2 separate regions of the Homo sapiens genome follow, and region 1 is linked to region 2. The links are chromatin loops, found by intact Hi-C in ENCODE. Cell type or tissue: IMR-90. All regions are shown on one strand. Links, peaks and the distances in the headings refer to the core of each region. The heading gives the core; the rest is flanking DNA. Region 1 overlaps IGDCC4 (immunoglobulin superfamily DCC subclass member 4). Region 2 overlaps HACD3 (3-hydroxyacyl-CoA dehydratase 3).

Evidence for each region. Peaks named below come from ENCODE experiments on the same cell type or tissue, not always from the same donor. Only the 100,000 strongest peaks of a DNase experiment are listed, where the experiment ranks them.
Region 1: it touches region 2 in a loop (4-fold over the local background); 6 of 110 quality-filtered maps call a loop at or near these places.

The regions. Positions count from the first base shown.
Region 1 is chr15:65,406,329-65,414,634 of GRCh38, forward strand. IGDCC4 (immunoglobulin superfamily DCC subclass member 4) reads right to left here. Exons shown (of 20, transcript NM_020962.3): 2 at 4,692-5,042; 3 at 3,850-3,991. Among named protein-coding and RNA genes, the nearest start is that of IGDCC4, 12 kb to the right of the region's middle. RefSeq lists an enhancer at 4,271-4,928. In IMR-90, for the core only: a CTCF peak has its summit at 3,227; a DNase peak (open chromatin) is centred at 3,153; H3K27me3 peaks cover 229 bases.
Region 2 is chr15:65,576,633-65,584,921 of GRCh38, forward strand. It overlaps HACD3 (3-hydroxyacyl-CoA dehydratase 3), which reads left to right. Exons shown (of 11, transcript NM_016395.4): 11 at 1-1,717. INTS14 (integrator complex subunit 14) reads right to left here. Exons shown (of 12, transcript NM_001394796.1): 10 at 8,138-8,256; 11 at 5,322-5,387; 12 at 2,125-3,027. The coding sequence ends at 2,776. Among named protein-coding and RNA genes, the nearest start is that of INTS14, 30 kb to the right of the region's middle. RefSeq lists an enhancer at 2,242-2,820 and a silencer at 2,379-2,673. In IMR-90, for the core only: no CTCF peak of the experiment used is centred there; a DNase peak (open chromatin) is centred at 3,829.

The sequences.
Region 1 (8,306 bases), core at 1-8,000, 170 kb before region 2:
AAATGGTATAAGTATGGTCACAATTATGAAGGTGGTTTTTGAATACCTGGGATTTGGGAAACATTGCTCTCATTGATTACTAGTTCCCATGAAAGAAAAATTATCCCCTAGATTATCCCCTATTATTAGAAAATAGTATGAGTACCGGGGATTTGCCTTGGGGTCTAGTCTTTACCATCAGTTCCAAACGAAGCACATACACCCTGACGCAGTGTGTTTATTAACTGCACATGTGCCACGTTACACCAAGGCATACGGTCTCCTTCAAACCACTGGGCTGAGTTTATGAATAGCATATTTGTGCATGCACTATATCTGGGCATGTGTAAAAATACATACCTTGGGCATAATCAAGTTGCTGTTTTAGACATTTCTTTATTCCCCCCACACAATGTGCCGGGACATGCGAGCCTAGCTTATTTATAGATGAGGATCACTTTTCAGAGGACTTGGGGGCAAACACTCCCAGAGTCCAAAAACTGGCAGCTCTGGCCTCCTGGGTTAGGTTTGTGGCTTCACGGGATGACGCCTGAGCTAGACGTTGGGGGTGGTGGGGAGGTCTGAAACCCACTGGTGTGCTGAGAAGCTTTGGGGAAGTAACTTCTCTGCTCCCAGCCACAGTTGGACTACAGATTTCTAAATCCACCATTAATTTTTTAAAAAATTAAAGTTGTAATGTGATACAAACTTCTTCAGACCTCACAGGTTCCGCACCCAGCCACCAAATGACACCTACCAGAGGCCTGTGTATCCTCCACGCAGGTCGCTGGAGTCTGACACTCTGAGTACTAAGCTGTGTGACCTGGGGCAAGTTATTTCTGCCTCTGATCCTCCAATCCCTCATTTAACAATCCAGATAAAAATACCTACCATATCCATATGTACAGACCTGGAAGGATGTTTATCAAGTGGTAAGTGAAAAAAAAATTAAAATTGCAACATAATCCCATTTTTGTTTTTGAAAAAAAAAAAAGATGATTCAACAAAAAACCTAGTATGTACAATATAATTTATTATTATTATTATTATTCTGAGACGGAGTCTTCCTCTGTCACCCAGGCTGGAGTGCAATGGTGTGATCTTGGCTTACTGCAACCTCTACCTTCTGGGTTCAAGCGATTCTCCTGCCTCAGCCTCCTGAGTAGCTGGGTTTATAGGCGCCTGCCACCATGTCCAGCTAATTTTTGTAATTTTGGTACAGACGGGGTTTCACCATGTTGGCCAGGCTGGTCTTGAACTCCTGACCTCAGATGATCCACCTACCTCAGCCCCCCAAAGTGCTGGGATTACAGGCGTGAGCCACTGCACCTGGCCTAAGTTTTGTATTTTCATTCCAGCCTGGGTGACAGGTGAAGTGGCTCAATTTTGGCTCACTGCAAGCTCCACCTCCCGGGTTCAAGTGATTCTCCTGCCTCAGCCTCCTGAGTAGCTGGGATTACAGGCATGCGTCACCACGCCTGGATAATTTTTGTATTTTTTTTTTTTTTAGTAGAGATAGGGTTTCACCATGTTGGTCAGGCTGGTCTCGAACTCCTGACCTTGTGATCCGCCCGCCTCAGCCTCCCAAAGTGCTGGGATTACAGGCGTGAGCCACCGCGCCCGGCCTAAGTTTTGTATTTTTTGAGAGATGACATTTCACCATATTGCCCAGGTTGGTCTCTAACTCCTGAGCTCAAGCGATCCGCCCGCCTTGGCTCCCAAAGTGTTGGGAGTACAGGCGTGAGTCACCGCGCCCAGCCATATTGATATGAATTTTAAAAATGCATCTGCTGGAATATCAATTAAAAGTAAATAGAGGAAAATGTGAAAATAAGAAATACCTACATTAAAGGATGATTGGAAGGGTTAAGTGAGAAAACATGTAAAAGGCTCAGCACGTGCCTGGCCCAAGGTACACTCCCATTAAGTGGTTCATGTTGTGACTTTCAACATGGGGAGATTTTGCTGCCTTCTGCTACCCTCTCTGGGGGGCATCAGGAGTAGGCTCTCGCGTGGTTCTCTCCTGCCTAGCTCATCTGTTCTGGGTTCATGGAACTCCCAGGAGGCACCCATCATCACACAGTGGTGACAGGCTCCACATTTAGAAAGGCACAGAACTTCAAATGTCAGTGTTAGAAAGGCTGGGTCAGCATTTCCCAGGGTTCACCCTCTAGAATGCTCATTCATGGGATGTTAAGGGGCTCCTGGGCAAACGAGCCTAGGAAGTGCTTCGTTAAACAAGGTCAACAGGATTCTCGATACAGCACTTCTCAGGGCCTTGCCAACTCCAGGAGGGAGATTTACAGGCAGTTTCCTGTTCTTATTTGATCATAGAATACTTCATTCAAGAAGCATTTAAAGGGACTAACATTCTATAAAGGCCACGCTTTGGGAAACCACAATCTAAATCAATTTTCATTTGTTTCCCCCTTTCATTTTATAGGTGGGAAGGAGAATAGACTGGGTGAGAAGTGACTCTCTGAGGACCAGTGGGGCTAACCCATCACCAAAGTCAACAGGATGTCTCTCTCTTTTTTTTTTTTTTTTTTTGAGACAGGGTCTCGGTGTGTCACCCAGGCTGGCTGGAATGCAGTGGCATTATTCCAGCTCACTGTAGCCTGAACCTCCAAGTGATCTCGCTCAGCCTTCCAAGTAGCGGGGACCACAGGCACCACACTGCCACACTGGGCTAATTTTTGTATTGTTTTATAGAAACTGGGTTTTGATATTTTGCATAGGCTGGTCTTGAACTCCTGGGCTCAAGTGATCCTCCTGCTTCGTCCTCCCAAAAGGTTGGGATTACAGGCATGAGTCACCACACCCAGCCAGGATCTCTTATGTATGGACCTCTCACCCTCTTCCTCCCTCACAACTGTCCTGTGGCTTTTCTACCCCGAAGTTTCTCCTACAACCCCCATCCTTACCTACACATGGGCAAAAGTCAGAGGAGCTGGGACAATGCAACACAGGCAACAGAAGGTTGGATCCAGGGGAGAAAGGGCAGTGTTTCAGAGCCCAAGGAGCCCCACCTCCACCAGGACGGGAGAAGGATCTAGCTGGTAACTACAGCTACCGAGATATAGGGAGAGGACTGCAGGGTGGCTGGGAAAGGCCTTGGAGCCACATTTCCAAAGATACGTAAGAATCCAGGGGGTGATGACTGAGTCATGAGACCAACTCAGAGACCACAGATGCAAATGAGCCTTGTGGTTTCTGGTACGCTGCATACACATCTGGACCTACCCAGGAAGCCACAAGAGGGACCAAGTCCAAGGTCTAGCCTCTGCTTCCCTTCCGCCTTGGAAACTCTTCCCTGGGATTGCTCTACCCATCCATTGCCTTTACAGGGAAAGAGGAGAGTGAAAGAGGAAAGACCTCTACAATTCACTTCTCAGAGGGCTACGCCCCACTGGATGGAATTGAGAGAGGAAGAGAAGTTATGCATCTAGAGTGGAAACTCCGGAGGAACCCTGAAAAGAGAAAACCTTCCCAGCAGCCTCGGGGAGCCCTCAACAGACAACCAACATTCTGCCAATGGCTCATGGTACGGCTTGGGATAAGCCACAGCTCCTCTCTGGCCTTCAGTCTCCACAATAAAGCAAGTGGTTGGACTAGATGTGCTGGGAAGGACTCTACTACTACACCTACCCAGGCTCCACAGCTCAATGGGTGGCTTCCTCCCAGGGAGCAAAAACTTCTTGTCCAACTTCTCTTTGGGACTAGACATGAGCCAGGAGTCAGGCGGTGGTTAACACTCAAGTCAGCTTAGGTAAATGCAGCTACCTCGACTCTAAGAATCTCAGTTCTGAGCACACCCCAGAGCCCTCTCTGCCCTGCCTACCAGGACCCGCTCCCCTACAGGGCACTCACCGAGGCTCCTCAGGCAATGTCACCTGGTCCTTCTCCCAAGTAATGATGGGAGCTGGCAGCCCTTCAATGTGGCACTCAAAGCGAGCTGTCCCGTTCTCCTCCACCGTCTGAGACTCCGGGTGCAGAGAGAAGTCTGCGAGTGCTGGGGACAGTGAGACACAGGCAGGGACGGGAAAAGAATAGGAGAGAGAAGCCACAGCAAGCACAAACAGTGAAACACATCCGCATGGAGACACAGAAACACACAGTCACAGAAACACACAGCAGAGCCAATTCAGACCGAGGGAGACACAACAAGAAGTGGTGATTAGCGGTCAGATACTGCCAGCAGAATGAATTCCAAAGCCCCCCTGCCCAACATCATCATGATGGTCAAACTATACAGTAAGATGCACACTTCTTCTGGCCTGAAAGTTACTTCATGGTGATCTGTGCCTCCTGAGAGCCCCCTAAGGGGTAAGGCTGGAGCGTGGGGTTTGGCTCCACATGTTCCACCTGCCGTGCAGGCAGGAGCTCCCTTAGGAGGCAGCTTTGTGCCTCTGACACAAAGGGGGCACTCTGGCAGGCTCCCTGGAGGACAGCACAAGCCCAGACTCTAGGACTCAAAGGGAAAGAAAAGCAGAAGGAACAGGGGAGTGGAGAAGAAGCGGGAAGATTATGGAATACCCAAGAATGAGGATAGACAATACCAGGAAGAGACCTATTGAGCAGGATGGGAGGCAGGGAAAGGGGGAGTGGGATCAAGAGAGAGGCATTTGTGCAAGTAACTAACTGCAGATCCCACTTCGCACACCCCAAGTCTGGGTTTCAGCCTCAGACCCCCGCCCGATGCAAGCACTTACTGGCAAGCTTGACGACAGCAGTCTGGCTGGCCAGCACTCCGAGGGGGCCGTGGGCTAGGCACGAATAGTTGCCTTCAATGACCCCCACAGCCTCAGGGACTGACTCGTCACTGCCATTGGGTGCTAGTGGCTGGGACAGCCACAGGGAACCATTGGGCAGCAGGTGTAAGTGGTCGTGCTCCAGCAGGGTGTCCCCATCCTTGCTCCAGGTCACCCTGGTGGGGGGTCCAGCGGCAGCAGCCCCCAGGCTACAGTTTAGCACTGCAGCCTGCTCTGGGCCCAGGATCACTTGCAGTGGCCCCACTCCACAGCTCAGCTCCACAGTCGTCTCCTGGGGCAACAGCAGCTCCCCTGCATAGAGGAGGAGCACGGGGCCATCAGTGTATGTCCCCCCACCTCCCACAGCCTCTGCTCCTGAGTCACCCATGCAGGGGCTGGGGCAAATCAAGGAGAAACACCTGCATCTGGATCCTGGCTCTCCCCTTACTAACTGTGACCTTGGACAAACTGCTGCATTCCTCTGTGCCTGTCTTCCCCTGCTGCTCAATTTCCTCATAGCAGCATTATTCATAATAGCCAATGAGTGGAAACAACCCAAAAGCCCATCACCTGATGAATGGATAGATTACTCAGCCATCAAAAAGAATGAAGGACTGATGCATGCTACAAGGTAGCAAGAAAACTTGACGCTAAGTGAAGGAAGCCAATCATAAGATGCCACATTTTGCATGATCTCATTTCTACGAAATGCCCAGAGGAGGCAAATCCATAAAGACAGAAAGTGGATTAATGATTGTCAGTGACTGGGAGGAGGAAGGACAGAGAGTGACTGCTAATGAGTACAGGGTTTCTTTTGGGGGTGATGAAAATGTTCTAGAATTAGATAGTGGCTGTGGTTGCACAACGTTGTGAATATGAATATACTAAAAACCACTGAGTTGAACACTGTAAAGGGTGAATTTTGTAGTACGTGAATTGTCTCTCAATTAAAAAAGCATACCAGCCTGGGTAACACAGAGAGACTCCGTCTCTACAGATAATTTAAAAAGTTAGCTGTACATGGTGGCACAGGCCTGTGGTCCCAGCTACTCAGGAGGCTGAAGCAAGGAGGATCGCCTGAGCCTAGAAGTTCCAGGCTACAGTGAGCCACGATCACGACACTGCACTCCAGCCTGGCTGGCAGAACGAGACTCTGTGAGAAAAGAATATAGTGGCTGGGTGCAGTGGCTCACACCTGTAATCCCAGCACTTTGGGAGGCCGAGGCAGGTGGATCATGATGTCAGGAGTTCAAGACCAGCCTGACCAACATGGTGAAACCCCGTCTCTACTAAAAATACAAAAATTAGCCAGGCGTGGTGGCACGCACCTGTAATCTCAGCTACTCAGGAGGCTGAGGCAGGAGAATCTCTTGAACACAGGAGGTGGAGATTGCAGTGAGCCGAGATCGCCCCATTGCACTCCAGCCTGGGTGACAGAATGAGATTCCATCTCAAAAAAAAAAAAAAAAAAAAAAAAAAAGCACAGTGCCTGACACAGAATGGGAGCTCAGTAATGTCATTCCCTACCCTGGAACCTAACAGATCATATTGATCATTATTACCCAATCAAAAATATGCCACTGGAGGCCAGGCATGGCAGCTCACTCCTGTAATCCCAACACTTTGTGAGGTTGAGGGCCAAGACAGCAGGATTGCTTAAGCCCAGGAGTTTGAAACCAGCCTGGGTAACACAGGGAGACCTCATCATTATAAAAAAAAATTTTTTTAATTAGCCAGCTGTGGTGGGAGGATCCCTTGAGCCCAGAAGGTCGAGGCTGAAGTGAGCTGTGATTGCACCACTGCACTCTAGCCTGGGTAACAGAGTGAGATCCTGTCTAAAATACATACATATACATATATAGATCTCTCTCTCTCTCTCTCTCTGTACACACACACACACACACACACAGGCTAGAAAAATACCATATCCAAGAAACATTTAAAATGTATTATAAGTGTGAGAAAATGTGTGTGTGTGTGTGTGTGTGTGTGTGTGTGTGTGAATACTATATATTTTGAATGAACAAAACAAAAATAAGTCCCAGCTGTTTGGGGGAGCCACCTGGATGAAGGAAAGTCAGACATTCCCCCTTCCCCAACAATGAACTAAGTGAGCAGATCCTGCTGGGAATTGTTAAGTGCCCCAGGTAGGGACTAGACTCAAGCTGGATTCAGACCCAGCATGAGAGGAGGCTCACATGGCTCATTCCAGGCCCTGGCAGCCCACAGCCTGGTCTGTACTGGTGACTGGAGAAGCTCAACACTCCCTGCAGCTAATTTCCCCAAGGCCATGCAGGAGGCCAGAGCCAGGACTCAGGTCTCCTGACTCAATCCAGGGTTCTTTTTTCTCCCAAGGCCCCAGAGGAACCTACAGACCCCAACACTGCCCTTGCCACAAAGGGAAGAGTAGGGAAACAGTAGAGGAAGGGAATGCCATCCCAGGGTCAAGGCAAAAACACACAAAAGCCAATGTTTATTATTGGAACCAATGTTCTGCAGGGCCCAGCCACCATTATTCATAGACAAATGGTTGGTTCTCCCTGTTGTGTCTTCCAGAAGGTTGACCTGCTGCCTCCTTGTCTTATAAAAGCTCAATGGCCCAAGGTCCCTTCTTAGGCTCTGGTCTGACTCCTTACTTTAAGGCAGAATGGCATGTCTGAGAGGAACCAGGGCCAGAGGTCAGGACAATGGCCCATACTCATCACAAGGCAGGTCTGGGCTGACAGAGCCACGTGGGGACGTGCACAAAACAATGGCGAGGGAATCAGGAGACCCTCGGTTCTAGATCCAGCTCCATCACAGTCTAGCCATGTGGTTTTGGCCCAGTCATTTCCCCTTCTGGGCCCCAGCTCACTGGAATGTAGCAGGTGACCTCTGAGATGCTATGATTCTATGATTATTCACGACATGGACACACCTATTCCTGAACAAACATAAAACACCATTGAGACCACACACAAATTGGTAAACATAGCTCTGCACTCCTAAACACATGCGCCTCAGTCTCTGCCACACTCATCAACACTTGGACACACAGGTCAACATTTAGAAGCCCTGTGAGTCTCCAGACTCCCTTCCCACCAGCTCCAAAGAGGAACAAGAGTGAGGGGAGAAGAGCAGTGATGGCTGCGTGAAATAAGGAGGCCAGGGCCTGGGATTGCAGTGTGAAGGGCGGACGGAGAGACAGGACCTGACCTGGGCTGCTGCCTTTCTTAATTCATCAGATGGTTTCTGCTGGACACCTCTGGCTTCACAACTAGTCTCAGCAGTACTCGCGGGCTCAGCAGGGAGAAGCAGCCCCTGCCCTCACCAAGTTTGCATTCTAGTTGGGGAAACCAATCTGGCATTCACACTACTGCGGGCCACGTGCTGTGGTGGAAACAGCTTTTGACCTTGGGGAAGAAGATCAAGGTTTCAGTCTTGCTGCTCCACCTACCAGCTCTGTGACAAGCCACTTAACTTTTCTGGGACTCAGTTTCCACATGAAGATGATACCACTAAGCGTGAAGGAATTAAACAAGACAATGTATGTCAGGGCTACAGCCCAGAGCCTAATAGACATCACTCAAGGAATGG
Region 2 (8,289 bases), core at 290-8,289:
CCCCAACCCTATCTCATGTTCAGTCTGTCTAATACATGCCAGAGATTTTTTTTTCAAAAAGTGCTTTATCCCTACAATGTACTGACAGTTCTTACAGTTGAGATTTGTTCTTTTCAGCTATTGCTTGTGAAAAAAAGCAAGACTATGTCACTCTATAGAAGGCTGTTAAAGTGACTCAGGCAGGAATTAATTATTCTGTACCTAAGGGGTTACTTGTTTAATGGGATGGCATTGACTTTTTGAAAATCAAGTGGACTGAGTCATTGATAAAACATTTCTAAGAGTGGGGCTAGAGAACATACTTTACATCTGACATCCTTTGGCCTAACAACATCTATTATTATAGTGCTCAGCAGTGTGGGCATTGAAGAGGCGCAGAATGCTTTGAAAGAAACTAATCAGAATCTTGGAACATCATGATCATGCCATTCTTAAGTAAATCAACTATTTTCAACACTGAAGAAAAATGAAACATTATTTAGAAAACAATGAGATTACAAGTTCCAAACTCAGCCAGGAATGTGGCTCACACCTGTAATCCCAGCACTTTGGGACACCTAGGTGGGAGCATCGCTTGAAGCCAGGAGTTCAAGACCAGCTTGGGCAACGTAGTGAGACCCCTATCTCTACAAAAAATAAAAAAATTAGCTGGGTGTGATGGCACACACCTGTTGTCCCAGCTACTCAAGAAGCTGAGATGGGAGGATCCTGAGCTCAGGAGGTCAAGGCTGCAGTGAGCCGAGATTGTGCCACTGCACTGCAGCTGGGGTGACAGTGCAAGACCCTGTCTCAAACCAAACCAAACCACACACACACAAACACACATACACACACACACACACGAGGTCCAAATGGTAGCAGGGATCCAAAGGGAACACAGTATGTAGGTCAAACTGGCAGTAACAGTGTACAGCCTTTGACAAACTAGAAATATTAGAGTAGGCCAAACACACCTCCAAACTGTAAGGCTGTGCACAAACATAAAAAATGGCAGCCTTCCATCTCCTGCACTGGCTGAGTCCATTTACTTGTGTACTTGTTCTAGTGAGTGGTGGGACTGTACATTTTTGAATAGACCTCAAAAATACTTCATTCTGCTGCTGTTCAGTTGGCTTTTTAAACCTGTCTGCAGTAGGACACTGAAAACAGCAAGAACTTCGGGGTGAACACCCGCTGATCCTTTAACAAGGATTTCTGGCAGGAAACTCACAAAAAGGAGAACTGAAAATTTAGACATACAGTTGGCCATTGTAAAAAACATCAGTTTCCTCTCATACATTCCAAGTAAACCAAGTAAAATAAGTGTTGGAGTAACACTTGCATAAAAGAATTTAAGGAGTGATAGCTCTTTCTGTTCTGCCATTCCCAACATTCCTGGGGGAAAGGAGACTCAATGAGTTAATACTATTTCACTGAGCCCAAGATGGAAACTTGGTTTGACCTAAAACATCTGATTAATATAGGCTAGCTGATTTCTTAAAAATTCGTTGCATTGAAGGATATTTTGCATGTCTGTAACACCTGTCAATACTTGTTTGTATTGATTTCTGATATTCTTGCAGCTGACTACGTGTAATTGGGCAGATCAGCTTTGCAGTAGATTATGCTGCATCCTCGTGGCAAAATTCTGTATTCTTAGTGATTGTTACAAACCCCTTTATTGCTGTCTGAGAAAGTGAAAGATTGTGTATTTCTATTAAAACATTTACAATCAAAATTCTAATGACTGTGCTTAAAGATAATTTAGTCTAATGGTTCTCTGTTAGTGATAAAGACCTTTGTTCAGGCAAAATATTATGTAGCAGTTCAGCATGTTAAACCAAAAACAGTTGCTCTGGTTGAAGCCTGAGAGTTACATGGAAGGTGGTGCAAATGAAAAACACTGATGATGCAGACAAAGCCTTGAGAAGTTGCCCAAAGTCATAAAGCTAGCTGATAAATTGGAACCATAATTAACTTTGGAATCGGATCGGTGATCTGTCAGGATTACCTAGCCAGAACCTTGCTTAGGCAATGAGGCCTAATCAGTGTCAGAAATAAGGAAACCTCATGATTTATGAATCTATGCCACTTAGAAAGTTGAAATTATATTAAAGTGATAAGACAGACCAAAAGCAAACGACCTTTAGTTTCATAGTGAAACCATTTTCTAGAAAATCAAATATTTTATTTTCATTAAAAAAAAACCTTGAATAATAGGAATCATTTTACACATTAATGGTTGCTCTTTAAAAGTTAGAATCTCAAGAGATACCAAAAGCACTTAAGAGTTACCACCACATTTTGCCCAAGTTCTAAGGAAAGTTCTGAAACTTAGTGGTGGTGTGTTTGTACTCAGCAAGCTCCAGACAGTCTGAGTTGCTCATTCCATGAACAGAAGCTTGAAAATGCCCTTACAGTTGAGATATAAACGAGGGAAGAGGTGAAGCTTTCAGGAAGCCAGAGAGCCCCTGCCGGTCAGGTTTCCTGAGGAAGGCAGGGGTGCTCTATGCTCATCAGTCATTCAAGCTTCTCAGGAAATGTGCCCATCATGGGAACAGCAGCTATCTTCCAAGCTTAAAAATTATGAATCCCAGGAAGTTAAAGCCCAACCAGCCAACCACCTTCACATCCTTCTCATACTAGTAGAGTCATTCAAAACAGCAAGTGGTGCTTCTGAGGCAGCCTCAGGAAGGTCTTTGGGTGGCTATTCTAGAGGTGAACATACTGGAAAGGTTTTTACCTAAAGCATTTTCAGTTGAAATGAAAAAAGAAGGAAAGCTCCAAAAGTCAGTTTCAAATTCTTTCAGTGCTGCTCCCAGAGAAGTCCGTGTGCAAAGGTGTGATGTTCTGGTCATAAGCGGCATACTCAGAGGTGCCGGTACTGGCCAGCTTGAGCTGCTGGGCAGCATGGGTCAGCTGGAATGCAGCATCAGGGTGGGCTGTCTCAGGCAGCAGTGTGCATTCCCTTTCCAGCATGTCAGCCACCCCTTTCAGCAGGTCCAGGAAACCAAAGGCTAGAGCGGCCTTTCGCAAACGGTTCAGCTCCTGAAACAAGACAGAAAATCACCAATGCTCCTGAAATGTGTTCCTAACACATACTTTCTAAGTGCTCAGCTTAGCATAAGTTCTCCTTGACTGAACTTTAGGGAGCAATTTTATATGAGAACAAATGTTTATTTAGGGATGCCAGTAACAAGAATGTGATGGTTTTACTGGGAAGTGGTTCCTCTGCAGGTGACCAGAAGCAGGCTAAGGAAGACAGCTGAATGAAACAACGTCATCATCACAGTTAATGAGCATTTATGCCACATGTGGTAGTCAGCACTTTGCATCCATCATTTCGTTACTCCTAACTTTAAGGAGGAGTACTTTTCCCCTGTTATTTAGGTATGGAAAAGACTTGCCCTCAATCTGAAAACGCTCTTAACCCTCTGATGCCACTGTGGTGGGGCCTCAGGCTAAGACAATAAACAGGCTCAAGAGGAGGCCCTGGAGGAGTCAGAGTGGAAAGACCAACAAAAAGAAAGGCTGGTTACTGATAGAAGCAGAGAAATATGAAGTGCCCCAACAACCCCTTAGTGGAGTGGTCTGGGCAAGTTATATAGCCTCTCTGGGTCTCAAAGGCCTCATTTATAAAATGAGGAGAATAACCCCTTCCTTACCCACTGCAGAGGCTGAAGCACTTTCCCTAGGCCCTTTTGAGCTCTAATATGTAGCATTATATAAAACCAGAAAAGAGAAATGGGCTCTCTGACCATCTTTCTACTATCATCTGTTAAAAAAGTGGAAAGTTAAGAAGAAGGCCAAACAAGTGTGTCATCATGAGTAAATAGCTGATGACTGTAGGAAGCTCTGCAGGGAGGATGGACTGTGTGGATTATGGGCTTCAGTTTAGGGAGGGGCCTGGCTGGCTAAGAAGCTCTCCAGTTGAACTCTTGATTAAAGCTGTTTTATTTCACCAGCTTACTACATAATTAAGTTTGAAGACAACAGTGACATAAAGGTAATGAGATAACACCCAGACAAAGTAGCATGTATCTTCTCTGGTTAAGATGCTAGCCTAAGGCTGGCTGTGTGTGCCACATTTTAGAATTAGAAAGCTAAGACACAAATGACATACTTTATGCTGCACTTAATTTAATTCCAGCCAAACACCAGAACAATAGGGGAGAATCAAGGAGCAAACCTAAATGTTCCCCACTCTACCCCACCCCCTGTAACTTAACAGTCTCTTCACCAATCGTTCTGGATTAGCTGCATATGATTCTGCAGGGCTATCTCCTCTGCAATTCATAAATGTGTAATGTTAGATATCATTCCTAGAAGCAGAGTCTCTGGTGCAATAAAAATGTTCTGGGGTGGCCAGGTGGGGTGGCTCACGCTTGTAATCCCAGCACTTTGGGTGGATCACCTGAGGTCAGGAGTTCGGGACCAGCCTGGCCAACACAGCGAAACCCCATCTCTACTGAAAATACAAAAATTAGGCCGGGAACGGTGGCTCACGCCTGTAATCCCAGCACTTTGGGAGGCCGAGGCGAGCGGATTACCTGTGGTCAGGAGTTCAAGACCAGCCTGGCCAACATGGTGAAACCCCGTCTCTACTAAAAATACAAAAATTAGCCGGGCATGGTGGCACACACCTGTAATCCCAGCTACTTGGGAGGCTGAGGCAGGAGAATTGTTTGAGCCCGCGAGGCGGAGGTTGCAGTGAGCTGAGATCGTGCTACTGCACTCCAGCCTGGCCGACAGAGTGAGACTCTGTCTCAAAAACAAAAAAACAAAAATTAGCTGGGCGTGGTGGCACGTGCCTGTAGTACTAGCTACTCAGGAGGCTGAGGCAGGAGAATCACTTGAACCTGTGAGGCAGAGGTTGCAGTGACCCAAGATTGCACCACGACACTCCAGCCTGGGCAACAGAGTGTGACTCCATCTCAAAAAAAAAAAAAAAAAAAAAAAAAAAAAAGAATGTTCTGGGCAATTCCCCATCCAGGAAGCCACATACATTGGTTGCCTGGGGTTGGCCTGGATACCCATATAGGAGTGATGAGGAGAGTTCAGGGCTATGACCCACAGGTCCTCTAAGCTGCTTCCATCAGTCATTCATTCACAGCAGCCCCAACACAGAAAAACCTTCTGCCTGTACAGAATTAGGCCATTTAAATTCTTCCAATTCTTGGATTTTAGGGAAGGAACAGACCTATCACTTTTACTGAGTTTATTTGAAAAAACTGAGGCACAAGTCATACATCTCTAACCCCTGCCCATATTCACACTGCCATCTCACAGTTTTACTGTCGTGAACCATATATTTTGGGCACATCCTCTTCTGTCTGTCTCACCTTATAGAATGTCTGTGTTTTTTCAGGTAGTTTCCTTGCATTTCTTAAAATCTTCTGTACATCTGTCTATTAAGGGTAAAAAAAAAAATCCAACATTAGAATTCTGTGGTAAAAAAGGGAAATAATATAAAAGAATGGATCTAAATGTTTAAAGAGATGAAAATGAGAACACAGCTACAATGTCAAGATGAGGATCCCTTCTGAGTTAATGTCAGTTCAACATTAGTAAAGCACTCCCTCCTTCAAAAGGCTTGACAGTAAAATAAATCCCCTGACAGAAACGAACTTGCCTCATAAAAATGTACCCAGTAAACCCATACATCTATTGCCAGGGACTTTTTTGCAAAGACGATTCAATGGGGAAAAAATAGTCTCTTCAACATTTGGTGCTGAGACAACTGGATATCCACAAGCAAAAGAATAAAGTTGGACCCTTACATCATACCATATACAAAAAACTAACTCAAAATGGATCAGAGACCTACATGTAAAAGCTAAAACTATAAAACTCTTAGAAAAAAACGGGCCAGGTGCAGTGGTGTGCCCCTGTAATCCTAGCTACTCAGGAGGATTGCTTGAGGCCAGAAGTTTGAGACCAGCCTGGGCAACGTAGTGAGATGTGTTTCTCAAGAGAAAAAGAGAAGAAGAAAAAGAAAACACAGCGGGTAAATCTTTATGACTTTGGATTTGGCAATGATCTCTTAGTTAAGACAGCACAAAGCACAAACAACAAAAGCAAGAGACAAAATTTGACTTCTTCAAAACCAAAAACTTTGTGTATCAAAGGACACTATAAAGAGAGTGAAAAGATAACTCACAAAATGGGAGAAGATATTTGCAAATCATGTATCTGCTAAGGATCATAATATCCAGAATATATAAAAAACCCAACAACAAAAAGACAAACCCAATTAAAAAATGGACAAAGAACTTGAGTATATACTTCTCCAAATAATATACACAAATGGCCAATAAGCACAGGAAAAGATGCACATTATTGGTCATCAAGGAAATGCAAAAACAAAGACATACCACTTCACACCTACTATGATAGCTATATGATAATAATAATAAAAGGAAAACAATGAGTATTGGTAGGAACGTGGAGAAACTAGAACACTTATACACTGCTAGCAGAAATGTAAAATGGTGTGGCTGCTGTGAGAGAGTGTGGCAATTCCTCAGTAAGTTAAAGAGAATTGCTGTCTGACCCAGCAATCCCATTCCCATTAAAATATATACCCAAGAGTATTGAAAACAAATGTTCAGACCAAAACTTATACATGAATGTTTGTAACAGCATTATCCACAATAGCCAAAAGGTAACCCTAATGTCCGTCAACTGAGGGATAATCAAAATGTGACATATACATATAGACATATGGAATATTAGCCATAAAAAGGAATGAAGTACTGATACATACTACAACATGAATAAACCTTGAAAACATCATGCTAAGTACAAGAAGTCAAACACAAAAGGCCACAAATTGTATGATTCTGTTTACATGAAATATCTAGAATAGGTAAGTCCATAGAGACAGAAAGAAAATCAATGGTTGCCAGGGCCCGGAAGAAGGAATGTGGAGTGACTTTCCTAATGGGCACAGGGTTTCCTTTTGGAGTGATTAAAATGTTCTGGAACTAGAGAGTGGTGATGGTACATTGTGAATGTACTAAATGGGACTGAATTGTGTACTTTAAAATGGTTGAAGGTACATTTTATGTATATTTTACCAGAATAAGAAAAATAAACCCAAGATAGTAGTGAAGATTCAAACAAAAAAAATTAAAAAAAATAATTTAAGAAAAGCTCAGCTATAACTGGTGGTGAAAGTGGTTCTAATATCCCTCTGACAAGGAAGCACTGGGGTCAGGGATATCAGGAAAATAGAAGACCCTGATTTTCCAACAAAGAGGCCCCTGACACTTTAGCCTTGGCAGGATGTGGTTCAGTCTCCATGGAAACGGGGCTCAGAGACTGTGCAGTCAACAGAAACTACTTTTGTTGTCCAAGTGGCCTGTCTCTTCTCATTTGGTTTAGGTTGAACTTACTGGAAGAACAAATGTAAATAAAGGTGCTCAAAGGAGAAAAAAGTTTCAATAAGTGATTTTTAAAAACAGGTATAAATGACTTTTTGCTGATGAAAGGAGAAATGTTCCTGAATACCATGCCTGAAAGCATCATTCCTTGATAATCATATTATCATATGTTCCTGAATACCATGCCTGAAAGCATCATTCCTTGATAATCATATTATCATAACTTCCTATGGAAGTGTTTTTGTGAAATGTAATGCTATGGCTTGAGTTCTACTGAAGGGATGGAAGAAATATAGTTATGAAGACTTTTACATCTTTTCCAAAACTGTTGTTAAAGCCAATACCCATTATGTTAGTCAATGCCTCACCATATAAAAAATTTCACACTAAAATTCAATGCCAGGAAAATATGTCTCTCTAGACAAACTGACAAATTTCCTTTCTTTAGACAAGAACAACTGACCTTGGTAACAGGAAGCTCAGAGCCAAAACACTCACATAAAGTTATTATTTTGCCTTGGGTTCCTGGCACAATTGTCTTCCTTCTTCCTCCTTCCTCTAGGATTCTTATTGCTCTAAATTTTGTAAAAAATGATTTTGCTATATACATGTTTTACTGTAGGGCATCTCAAATCCCTTTTGGAAATAATGACAAACATTAGAAGTAAATGAATTACTAAGTATCAAAGGAAAAGAAAATCAAATAAAATGCCTGCCTGCCTACCCAAATGTCTCCTGTCCCCAGTGGAAAGCAACATAAATGGTAATGTTACCTGCAGGCCGCTGGGTTTGATCCAGACAGTCACATTCTGGGCATAACTGCGTTTGTTTTTGGGCTGCAGGGGGAATGGACTCTTATTGTCATCCTCGCCATAAGGGTTTTCTTTAGCATCTTAAAAGAAAAGACATTCTTGAAATGACATCT